Regions from separate parts of the Homo sapiens genome. Here region 1 is linked to region 2. A link is an interaction called in ENCODE POLR2A ChIA-PET data of the cell type or tissue named here. Cell type or tissue: PC-9. All regions are shown on one strand. Each heading gives the region's core, and the rest is flanking DNA. Links, peaks and the distances in the headings are about the cores only.

Region 1 (5,762 bases), core at 909-4,908, 130 kb after region 2:
CTCCTCACTTCCTAGATGGGATGGCGGCCGGGCGGAGACGCTCCTCACTTTCCAGACTGGGCAGCCAGGCAGAGGGGCTCCTCACATCCCAGACGATGGGCGGCCAGGCAGAGACACTCCTCACTTCCCAGACGGGGTGGCGGCCGGGCAGAGGCTGCAATCTTGGCACTTTGGAGGCCAAGGCAGGCGGCTGGGAGGTGTAGGTTGTAGTGAGCCGAGATCACGCCACTGCACTCCAGCCTGGGCACCATTGAGCACTGAGTGAACGAGACTCCGTCTGCAATCCCGGCACCTCGGGAGGCCGAGGTTGGCGGATCACTCGCGGTTAGGGGCTGGAGACCGGCCCATCCGGCAGTACAGTCCAGCTTCGGCTCCGCATGAGAGGGAGACCGTGGGGAGAGGCAGAGGCAGAGGCAGAGGCAGAGGCAGAGGCAGAGGCAGAGGCAGAGGCAGAGGGAGAGCCTTTCTTTTTTTTTTTTGGAGGCAGAGTCTCACTGTATTGCCCAGGTTGGAGTGCAATGGCACGACCTAAACTCACTGCAACCTCTGCCTCCCAGGTTCAAGCAATTCTCGTGCCTTGGCATCCCAAGTAGCTGGGATTACAGGCATGTTCTACCACAGCCAGATAATTTTTGTAGTTTTAGTGGAGAAGGGGTTTCACCATGTTGGCCAGGCTGGTCTCGAACTCCTGACCTCAGGTGATCTGCCCTCCTTGGCCTCCCAAAGTGCTGGGGTTACAGGTGTGAGCAGCCATGCCCAACCTTACGTATTTTCTTTAGTTAAATTTTATAGATTTCTTTTAACAATGAGCTTTCAAAAGTCATCATTATCTCATGGAAGGAGACTTAAGTCCCTTAACCTACTATTGAACATCATCAAATTTTATTTGTTAGAACTGGAAAAGATTTTAAAAGAGGAAGAAGAAAATGGCCACAGCAGTGAAACGGTGCCCATGTTTATTTTTGGAAGAGAATAATTATATAATAGAAACTTTTTAAAATTCTGAGTTATTATTGAAGAGATTGGCAGTGACTTTCAAACATTTTGACCAAAACCCACACAAAAAAGATGTGTGCAACCCAGTGCACACATACACAAATATGTGTATAAGCAAAGGTTTCATAGAACAACGCTTACTTTACCATAGATTCTGGTGTATATATTGTTTAATTGTTTTATTGTGGAGGAAAGGCTCCTCCTACTCCCAGATGGATATGGCCCCCAGTTTGAAAAGTGTGGTACTAAGAAATCTTATTAGAAAGGCACTTGCCCATGCCCTCCAAAATATTCATTTCCTCATAAATGGATTGAGTTCTCATTCCCTGGTTTCTCTCAGTTAGTCCCTAGGTACCTGGAACCCATATTCAGACACCTCTGGTGCATTCTACTATGATCTCCCCATCTCCCTTTCCTCTTGTTGGATAGATACTATGATTTCACTTTTTATGCCTATTAAACTTTAGTTATAATTGGTGGCCAGGCATGGTGGCTCATGCCTGTAATCCCAGAACTTTGGGAGGCCGAATTGGGTGGATCACTTGAGGTCAGGAGTTGGAGACCAGCCTGGCCAAAATGGTGAAACCCCATCTCTACTAAAAATACAAAAAAATTAGCTGGGTGTGGTGGTACACACCTGTAATCCCAGCTATCTGGGAGGCTGAAGCACAAGAATTGCTTGAACCTGGGAGGTGGAGGTGGCAGTGAGCTGAGATCTGACCACTGCACTCCAGCCTGGGCAACAGAGCGAGACTTAGTCTCAGAAAAAGACTTTAGTTATGACTGGTCTTTTATAAATTGTGTGGACTGAATATTTATGTCCCCTCAATATTCATATGTTGAAGCCCTAACCCCCAATATGATGGAATTTGAAAGTGGAGCCTTTGGGAGATGATTTGGTTTAGATAAGGTCATGGGAGTGGGACCCCTCTGATGGGATTAGTGCCTTTATTAGAAGCGGAAGAGATGGGGACTTGTTCTGTCACTACCATGTAAAGACATTGAGAAGGCAGCCATCTGCAAGCCAGAAGGAGAGCTCTCACCAGAACCCAACCATGCTGGCACCCTGATCTCAGACTGGCACCCTGATCTCAGACTTCCAGCCTCAGAACTGTGAGAAATAGATTTCTGTTCTTTAAGCCACTCGGTCTATGGTATTTTGTTCCAGCAGCCCTAGCTGACCAAAACATAAATTTGCAAAGATCATATACTGTAACAGTGTTCATTGATGATATGAGGAAGCTGATCTCTGGCTCCCTCTCCCAATGTCAAGGCAGTGAGCTGGCCTAAGCACTATTAAGCCTGTTCCTTAACATAAGAACAATTTTCCTCTCCCACTCTGTAAGCAACTCTCTGCAACGCTATATGTATGTGCTTCTAGGAAGAGCGGGTAAATGAGATGACACACCCTGCCCACTAGCAATCTGCTACTTTGGCACCTAGGTTTGGGAGGGTGAACAGAATCATTTGTTTGTCTCAGCAACTGCATATATTAGTCATATCCAGAACAGATCATGCAGAAAAGGTCAACGTGGGTATGTTGTCTAATTCTGCAATATAGGGCAGAAGAGATACTCAGATCTGGAGCTGCCTGCCACATGTCAATTTGCATTAAGGGCTGGAGAACTTCGTGGTGAAAAACCTTTTCTCAAGGGAGAGAGAGCCATGCTCAAGAGGCTTGACCCAGGACAAAAGTCTTAGGCCCTGGAGAGGAGGAGAGGAGCGGTCCCTAGAATAGCACCGAGTCTTTCATTCTTATCTATGTCTGGCACCATCTCAATGGAGACTGTCAGTCTTAAAGGGATGGGGAGGAAAGACTGGGGCAAAGAGGGCCTCTAAGTGGAAACCAAAACAAGTATTTCACTAAAACCTTTGTGAGACATAGGGAAAACACAGAGCTAGGCAATTCTGACTTGAAGCCTCCACATCTCAGCTCAAACATTTACTGGCCCTGTAACTTGGGCAAGTTGCTTTAAACGTCCTATGCCTCAGTTTCCACATCTGCCAAAAAGAGCTGATAATTATACCTACTACTTACCCCACTGGGTTGGATGAAAGGAGATAATACAAAACAAGGCATTTAGTGTAGTGCCCGGCAAAGAAAACCCAAAAACATAGTTGGTACCTGTCATGATTAAGCACAGTGCATACTGTCACAGATACAAAGCCAGTGCGACAGAGAAGGACAGGCGCCTTCTCCGCTTTCCAAATGAATACCGATTTGGGGAGCTTTGTCACCTCAAAGGTCCCTGGCTGCAACAGGAAACAAGCAAAGAGAATTCAGAGACGGAGAAGATGGAAGAAGCAGTTTAGATGTCATTAGAATGCAAGATCCCTGAGGGATTTTGTCCAGTTCAAAATTGTTTCTTGGCATTCAGCGCTACACAAAGTGCATCACAGGGACCCAGATAAATAAGTGATAAATAAATGAGTGCTTGGGTGAATGAATTAATGGATGAATGAACGGTCAGAACCAGGTTCAGCTATGAGCACATGCAAAAGCCATTCTGCATAGTTTGGGGGGACACTTTTCAGGCTCTTTGCAGCCCACAATGATTTGAATTAATAAGCAATTCAAACTTTTCTTGAAAAAAATTGTCTTTAGCTTGAGCATTTACTGGGTGGGAGGCACTCTGCTAGGAGCATTGTGAGTGTTTGGTGAATGTTGTACAGGTGCCAGAGCAAGTGAAGTTGACGCTACGTAGGTCCTTCCAGAGCCTGGTAAAATCTGACATTGGTTGAGCATTTCCTATGTGCCGGGTACTATCTAAGCCTTTCATGTAATCCTCCCAATGACCCTCTGAAGGGTCACTGAGCTCTGAGCTCCATTTGCAGATGAGGAAGTCTGACTACAAGTAATATAAAGTAACAGAACGAAGATTACAGCACAGCTGTATTAAAACATCACTGTACTGCTCAGTTTTAAAACCAACCTTCCCCAACTTCTCTTTTCTTTTCCTTCCTTTCTCTCTTTTTCTTCCTTCCTTCCTTTCTTTCTTTCTCTCTCTCTTTTCTTTCTTGCTCTTTCTTTCTTTCTTTCCTTCTTTCTTTCTTTCTCTCTCTCTTTCTTTATTCTTTCCTTCCTTCTCTCTCTCTTTCTTTCTTTATTCTTTCCTTCCTTCTCTCTCTCTTTTCTTTCTTTTTTTTTGAGACAAGCTCTCACTCTGTCACCCAGACTGGAGTGCAGTGGCACTATCAAGGCTCACTGCAGCCTCAACTTCTTGGGCTCAAGCAATCCTCCACCTCAGCCTCCCAAGGAGCTGGGACCACAGGCGCATGCCACCATGCCCGGCTAACTTTATATTTTTTGTAGAGATGGGGTTTCACCATGATACCCAGGCTGGTCTCAAACTCCTGAGCTCAAGCAATCTGCCCACTTCTGCCTCCCAAAGTGCTGGGATTACAGGCATGAGCCACTGTACTCATCCTAGGGCTTCTATTTTTCATCAGCTGCAGGATTGGCCCTCAGGGTTGCTGGAGTGATAGAGAATTGTAAACTCTCAGCGCTAATAGAAAAGTCAGAGATCACCTAATCCTACAACTGGATTTTACTGACTTGGAAACTGAGATCCAAGAGGCACTATGAAGGTCCCAGTGCTGGCTACTGGAACATTCCACATATTCCTCATCTCCTACCAGGAAGTCAGGTTTTGAAATCATTTTGTTATAACAATAACTCAAGTTAGGGTGTATATCTAACTAAAATAATGCTGAAAACGTAATAGTGCAAATGAAATCACAATTCATAAAGGCACTCATTCTTTTTCTTGGGTGGCCTAATCTTTAGCTGTGACTAACGTGTGCACCTATATTTGCTTGTGTATGAACAATAACAGGAATTATAACAACAATGGCATTACATTTTTATACACAGCCTTTCATCTCAGGTGTGTAAGCCAAGTCAGCATCATCAACTCATTAATCGTAAGAACACTTCTTTGAGGTTCCCTCAGTGGGTAATTTTATTACCCTTTTTTATGGGTTGAGAAGCTACAACTAAAGTACAGTGACATTCCCAAAGTTACTCGAGAAATTGACAGAAAATCCAAAACTAAATCTTTCTTTCATGCTTGCAGGCATCTATCCTCCTACTAACTAATATTTGGGATATTCAGGTCATAGAGCATTGTTTATTAGATTAGTACTTATATAGTCTCATAAACTTTTTAGTAAGACAATAAGTTTATTAAGATTAATATTTTAAAAGCCAATTAACTCCTTTTAATATGCATATATAAGGTGCGTTTCTAACATTTCCTTGCATTCTATCCTGAAACTCACTTCATTTTTTAAAATCTTGATTTTTTTCATAGTCTTATTCTTTCTTTAAGACTTTTTTTAAGAGCAGTTTTAGGTTCTCAGCAAAGTTAAGAGAAAGGACAGAGACTTTCCATATGCCCCCTTCACCCACACATGCACGGCCTTCCCATTGTCGATGTCCCCACTAGAGTGGAACGATTAGTAGAATTGCTGAACCTACATTGACACATCATTATCACCAAAGTCCACAGTTTACACTAGGGTTCACTCTTGGTGTTGTATAGTCTGTGAGTTTGGATAAGTATATAATTACACGTATCCATCATTAGAGTATCATGCAAAGGATTTTCAATGTCCTAAAAACGCTCTGTGCTAGGCCTATTCATCTTTGCCTTCCCCCAACCCCTGGAAACCACCGATACTTTTAACTGTCTCCATAATTTTGGCTTTTCCGGAAAGTCAGTACGTAGCCTTTCCTGGTTGTCTTCTTTCACTTAATAATATCC
Region 2 (5,675 bases), core at 1-4,000:
ACACACAGAGACAAAAGTATGCTATGATAAAGTTACATATACCCACAAATATTGACTGGCAGTCAAAGATGGGGTGGGTGAGGGAGGTTAGTTTCTGAAACACAGCATGATACAACTCTTCCTCCCACAATTATTGGATTAAATGTTGGCACAAAGTTTAGATATTTCTGCCACATTGTAGATTCTACCCCATTAATTTTGATGCCAAATTTCAATTTACCACCTCTATTCAAGATTTTATGCTGTATGAATATTTTGGAATTTAAAATGCTGACAGTATATCTTCTGGGCAGTCAGAACCAAAAAGGAGGAATGGAAAGGAGGAATTCGGGAAGGGTTAGGGGAAAGTTAGAATATAAAAAGGCTAGGAAATAGATTATTAACAGAATTTCTAGAATAAAAAGTTTTCCTTTGGTTAGGTTGTTAGGTCAGGATGGAAAATTCCCCAAACTCCTTCTTCAAGTATTTCAGGAATGTCAATGAAAGTTTCACTTTTACAGGAACAGCTTTTCTTAAAAACCAAAACCAAAAAAAAAAAAAAAAAAAGCCAATATATTAAGAGCTTTAATATCAGAAACTTCAACTTTTATAGATCTTTATTCTTCAAACTTTATGTCAAATTACAAATAAATAGTCCATACCATGTAGCTCTTTATGATACACGTCTTCAGGCAGAAAACAGCAACAACCAAGAACACATCGGAAATGAACTCACAGTAAATAACCAATTTTAAGTAGAGAAAGGATATATGACATTTCAGTGTGGTCCAATATGTACACTGTTTAAAAGCGGATCCCCCTGTAAAACATCACAGATGTACATAATTCTTATGGGAAAAAAAGAGCCCACACATCAGAGATTTTTAAAAGTTTTTTCAAAGTTGTATCACAGGGACTGGTTGTTTAAAAATGGCAAAATCTTGAGTATTTTAGCAGCAAACAAGTAAGTTATTCCAGGTTAATCTATTTTTAAACGTTGCTGAAAAAGTTGCAAGCTTTAGAGAACATTATAAATATCAAATCCACTACTGAAAAGCAAAGTAGTATTTAGAAAGTAGATACTACTTTCAGGTTTGTTCTGTGTCAGCAAAAACTTTTTCATGAAGTTTCTGCTAAGAAGGATGTCAGTGGAGGAGCAGTGGGGAAATAAATGGAGGTGGCCACCAGTCTTGGCTCTAAGTTGCTAAACTTACTGGAACATGTAATGCTTACGAATTCTTCATAGAGCTTAGTTTATTCCCAGTAAACAATAGTTCTTAAGAACCATTCTTTTAGATCTGTATCTTATTGTCAGATATTTGTATTAGATTTAGCAATTTGAAATTCCTTAAAATTTTGCTCCCCAAATATCTCCTGGTTAAACCAGTATTTCTTATATGAGTCATAATTGAGTGGTTTTTTCATTGAACAGTTTTTTCCTCTTGAAAGGGTAATTTTAGAGGATATTATTTTTTAAGTCACTAAAGATAGTTTTGCTTACAGACAAATTTGTTTAAAAGGGGACTCTACTTAATTTCACTTTCTACTGTGGCATTTGACACCTGGCATCTGACATTTTAGGACTGAAAGGAATTATAAACTTCATATGAGAAAACAAACGAAACTAAATAGAGTTTAAGCCTGCCTCATTAGATGGTTCCATCAGTGATCAGCTACATAATTCATCTGACACTATTTCAAGTCACAATTATCAGTATCTCTCCTTTGAAGCATTCACACTTTTTTCCTAGATACAATCTCCTTTTTTTAATCATCTGAAAGCAAACAATTATTCTAAAGACAAGGCATCAGAAACAAATTCTCTCCGCCCACTGAGATTTAATTTTTAGATCACAGCATCCTCATATAGAAGTTCCATTCAATATTTTTACTTCTTCTTGGCAGTTATCCCAAACATTAATATTTAATTATGAAAAGAGAAAAGCATTCAAAACATAATACAAATATACAATACAAGAAAAGTTGAAAACAAAAAACACTGTATTGCAATGTCTCCACATACGATGTTTGTGATGCAACCAAACACACACTACACAGTCCTGGCTGCTCCTAACACTCCCCTTACTTTACACAGACCTAGGTTCATCTTTTTTTTTGTTTTTGTTTTTTTTTTTTTTGATTTTTGCCTTTTGATGCCTACAGTAACTGAGAATCAACAAAGTAACTAGTCTGACATGAAAAATGTGGTGCCTATGATTTAAGTCCTGATTTGAGCACATCTTAATTGGTGCACTATTGCTTTTGATAATCCAGATATAACAACAGACAAGCAGTAATAAATGAAGAGACTATGTATCACACAAGCAAGGTTTCTGAATTACAAATAACTTCAACAATGACATCAAAACCTATGAATTAAATCTTAACTCACGCGGTTATAAAGTTAAATTCTCATGTGTCTTAGTGAGAATGCTATCATCAAATACATTCTAAATTCTTTCATTTTTTAGTGTACAAAGGTTATGGGAGAAAGGATAAGGTGCTTTTTAAATAAGCTACCACTGACTCACACACATCCATACACGCATCAGTGCAAACTAGGAAAAACACTAATTTTAAAATGAAATAATGATTATCTAGACTAAAAGGAGACTTTGAGATAGAATAATTTTCCATGACTAATTTGTTTACAAATATAGATAACTCAATGTACATATAGTCAACGAAATATTCAAAGAATAACTTTATATACTCTTGTTCTTTAAATTCTATCCTCTCTTTCAGAATTCTTCCATTTAAGTTTGGGTATTTTCCTAGTTTCAACAGATGAACAGAAGACTTCATTGAACATTTTGACAGTAAGCTACTAGAGACCAATTATCAACTGGTGCTACACATGCTGTGTTATCTCCCTTACTATTAAACTATAACCCTCTCTTGCTATTTTGTTTCATGCATCACCAACCAAACTTCATTTTTTCTAATAAAAAATAAATATATAAAGAAGACACTGACAGGCATATATTCACAAGATCTCAACTTCTTAAAACATAAGTATGGGTATATTTATTTCTCTCAAATGCATACAAGACAATAATTACACAGCAACAAATCTTTTGTTCAACAATGATTTGATTCATAAGCATTTGAAATTTACATAATTTCATATCAATACCCTTGTATTTTTAAATACAGTAAGTAAAAAAGCCCCCAAATAACCAATTCTTATATTTCCTATTTATCCCTCTATACATCCAAACTTTTAAAAAGTTACAAACTGAACATTATACAGAACATATAAATCATGTTTAAAAACTTGAGGTTTTAAAATCACTGCTTCCCCAATATGATTCAGAAAAATTCTCATACTGACAAGTACAGTCATAGGTGGTAAAGTAAGTTGGTGGCGGGGAAAATGAAAGAAGAGACAGACACAAGTTTGCTGTCTTAATGTTTTACTAATCCTGTCAGTTAAAAATGGTGACGTCATGAGAAGTAATAGTTTAATATGAGGAATGGAGTTTGCCTTGCAGCTTGAGACATGCATTTCAAGTATTTTCCTATTTGATCTGAGCTCACTGTAGCAAACTGATGCCAGAAGAGAATAATTATTTTCTTCCATACATTCGCTCAATGTCCGCCTGGTAATGTGTTTTAAGCTCTTTGCGTTTCAGCTTGAAGGCATCTGTCACCAGACCAGTTTCAGGGGTCCACGGTTCAGGACTCAAACGAATTTTTACTGGAATTTCAAACTTTTCCAGACTTGCTAAGATGATTAAAAAAAAAGAAAAGAAGAAAAGGTATTTAAGTTCTTAGCAAATGGTGTAACTTCCCCACTTTTTGCGTATCCATCAAAATGCACAACCAACAAGTGAACCATGAATGTCACTTCTAAAGAATCTATTCCTCAAAATACAAACATAAGTAAAACAATAAACTATTTAACAAGTCCCCATCAAGAGGAAAATGAGTTAAATAAAATATGATATAGGAACAAAATAGAATATATATTCTGTCATTGAAAACGAGTTAGAGCCAGGCATGATGGCTCATGCCTGTAATCCCAGTAACTCTGAAAGCTCAGGCAGGAGGATCGCTTGAGGCCAGGAATTCAAGGCCAGCCTCGGTAACATAGCGAGACCTTGTCTCTAAAATAAGTAACTTAAAAATATTTTTTAATAGAAATAAAAAATATAAGCTGGGTATAGTGGCATACGCTTGTAGTACCAGTTACTCAGGAGGCTGAGGTGGGAGGATGACTTGAGCCCAGGAGATCTGAAGATGCAGTGAGCTATGATCGTGCTACTGCACTCCAGCCTGGGCAACAGAGCGAAACCCCATCTCATTTAAAAAAAAAAAAAATTACATTTAGACAGGTATCTAATAGGGTATCCAATATAGTCACGCATCTCTTAATGACAGGGATATGTTCTGAGAAATGCATCACACACTTGGCAGTTTTGCCATCATGGGAACATCATAGCATATCTTACACGAATGTCGATGGTATAGCCTACTATATATACATCTAGGCTGCATTATCTAGCCTACGGCTCCTAGGCTACACACCCGCACAGCACGTTATTGTACTGAATACCATAGGTAATTGTAACACAATAGTTAAGTATTTGTGTATTTAAGTGTATCTAAACATAGAAAAGGCAGTAAAAATACATTATAATCTTACGTGACCACTGTCATATATGCAGTCTGTGTCTGTCACTGACTGAAACTTCATTATATGCTGCATAAATGCCTATTGTTAGGTTAAAAAAAAAAAAAAAAAAGACAAGTTCCAGCACAGGCTGCATAAACTTATATGCACCTAGATGTGAGGAGAAGGATACATACCAAGCTATAAACTCCACACCTCTAGAGCCTGGTATCCAGGAGAAAGGAAATGGGGAAATTCACCTTTTCCTTTATGCCTATTTGTTTTCCTTGAATTTATTATGCAGAGCACATTTACTTCAGAAATTAAAAAATAATAAAGTTTAAGACAAATTATGTCATTGAACCAGGATATTCCCTACAAGCTATGTGGATACAGAATGCTTGCTCACTATTGTGTTACTAACATATTGCCTAATACTAAGGAGATTCATGATAGCAGCAAATGAAGGGAGAAAGGAAGGGAAGAAAGGAAAACATTTAAAGGAGATTAAGGGGCAGATGTAGTTTTGAAAAACCGTATGTCGTCAGTAGGACTGACTTATTTTTCTAAGCATTTGTTCAACAAATATTAAAAAACTATTACTACATGTAAAGTGCTTTACTAAACATTCTTTTAAAAATGCAAAAAAATGACAAGTTTCTGCTTTCAAGTAGCATGCAATCTAACAAAGGGAAATGGGTAAACAGCTAGCCATATGATACATGAAAGAAATGTGTTAAGGAGTGATGTCAGCAAGATGACAATATAGGAAAACGCAGTCCCTCCTTCCCCTACAGAAACATGGATTTAACAATGCTATATGGGCCTATTTATTGCCTGTGTAAGAAACCCAGAAACCACTTAAGAAGTTCCTACACTCCGGGACAGAAGGAAACCAACCGCATCAAAGGCTGGTAGAAAAATGCAAGGCATTCGCTTGCCAGAGACCCTCCCCTCAGCACAGTACAAAGTAATAGGGAAGAAATCCCTAAGAGGAGTGGAACACACATCCAATATTCTGACTTCTGGGGTGCAAGAAACTTGCTTCTGTCTTTCCTGAATCTAAATAACAGGAACAGGG

The links. ChIA-PET counts read pairs that join two places held together with the same protein. Peaks named below come from ENCODE experiments on the same cell type or tissue, not always from the same donor. Only the 100,000 strongest peaks of a DNase experiment are listed, where the experiment ranks them.
Region 1: POLR2A ChIA-PET joins it to region 2 with 5 read pairs; 3 of 35 experiments call an interaction of 5 or more read pairs at or near these places.

Annotation. Positions count from the first base shown.
Region 1 is chr2:222,810,352-222,816,113 of GRCh38, reverse strand. No RefSeq gene overlaps it. Among named protein-coding and RNA genes, the nearest start is that of ACSL3, 48 kb to the left of the region's middle. In PC-9, for the core only: no CTCF peak of the experiment used is centred there; a DNase peak (open chromatin) is centred at 2,453; H3K27ac peaks cover 393 bases.
Region 2 is chr2:222,939,528-222,945,202 of GRCh38, reverse strand. ACSL3 (acyl-CoA synthetase long chain family member 3) reads right to left here. Exons shown (of 17, transcript NM_004457.5): 17 at 564-3,706. The coding sequence ends at 3,549. Among named protein-coding and RNA genes, the nearest start is that of ACSL3-AS1, 23 kb to the right of the region's middle. RefSeq lists a silencer at 1,032-1,181. In PC-9, for the core only: no CTCF peak of the experiment used is centred there; DNase peaks (open chromatin) are centred at 1,262 and 2,442; H3K4me3 peaks cover 1,212 bases; H3K27ac peaks cover 3,236 bases.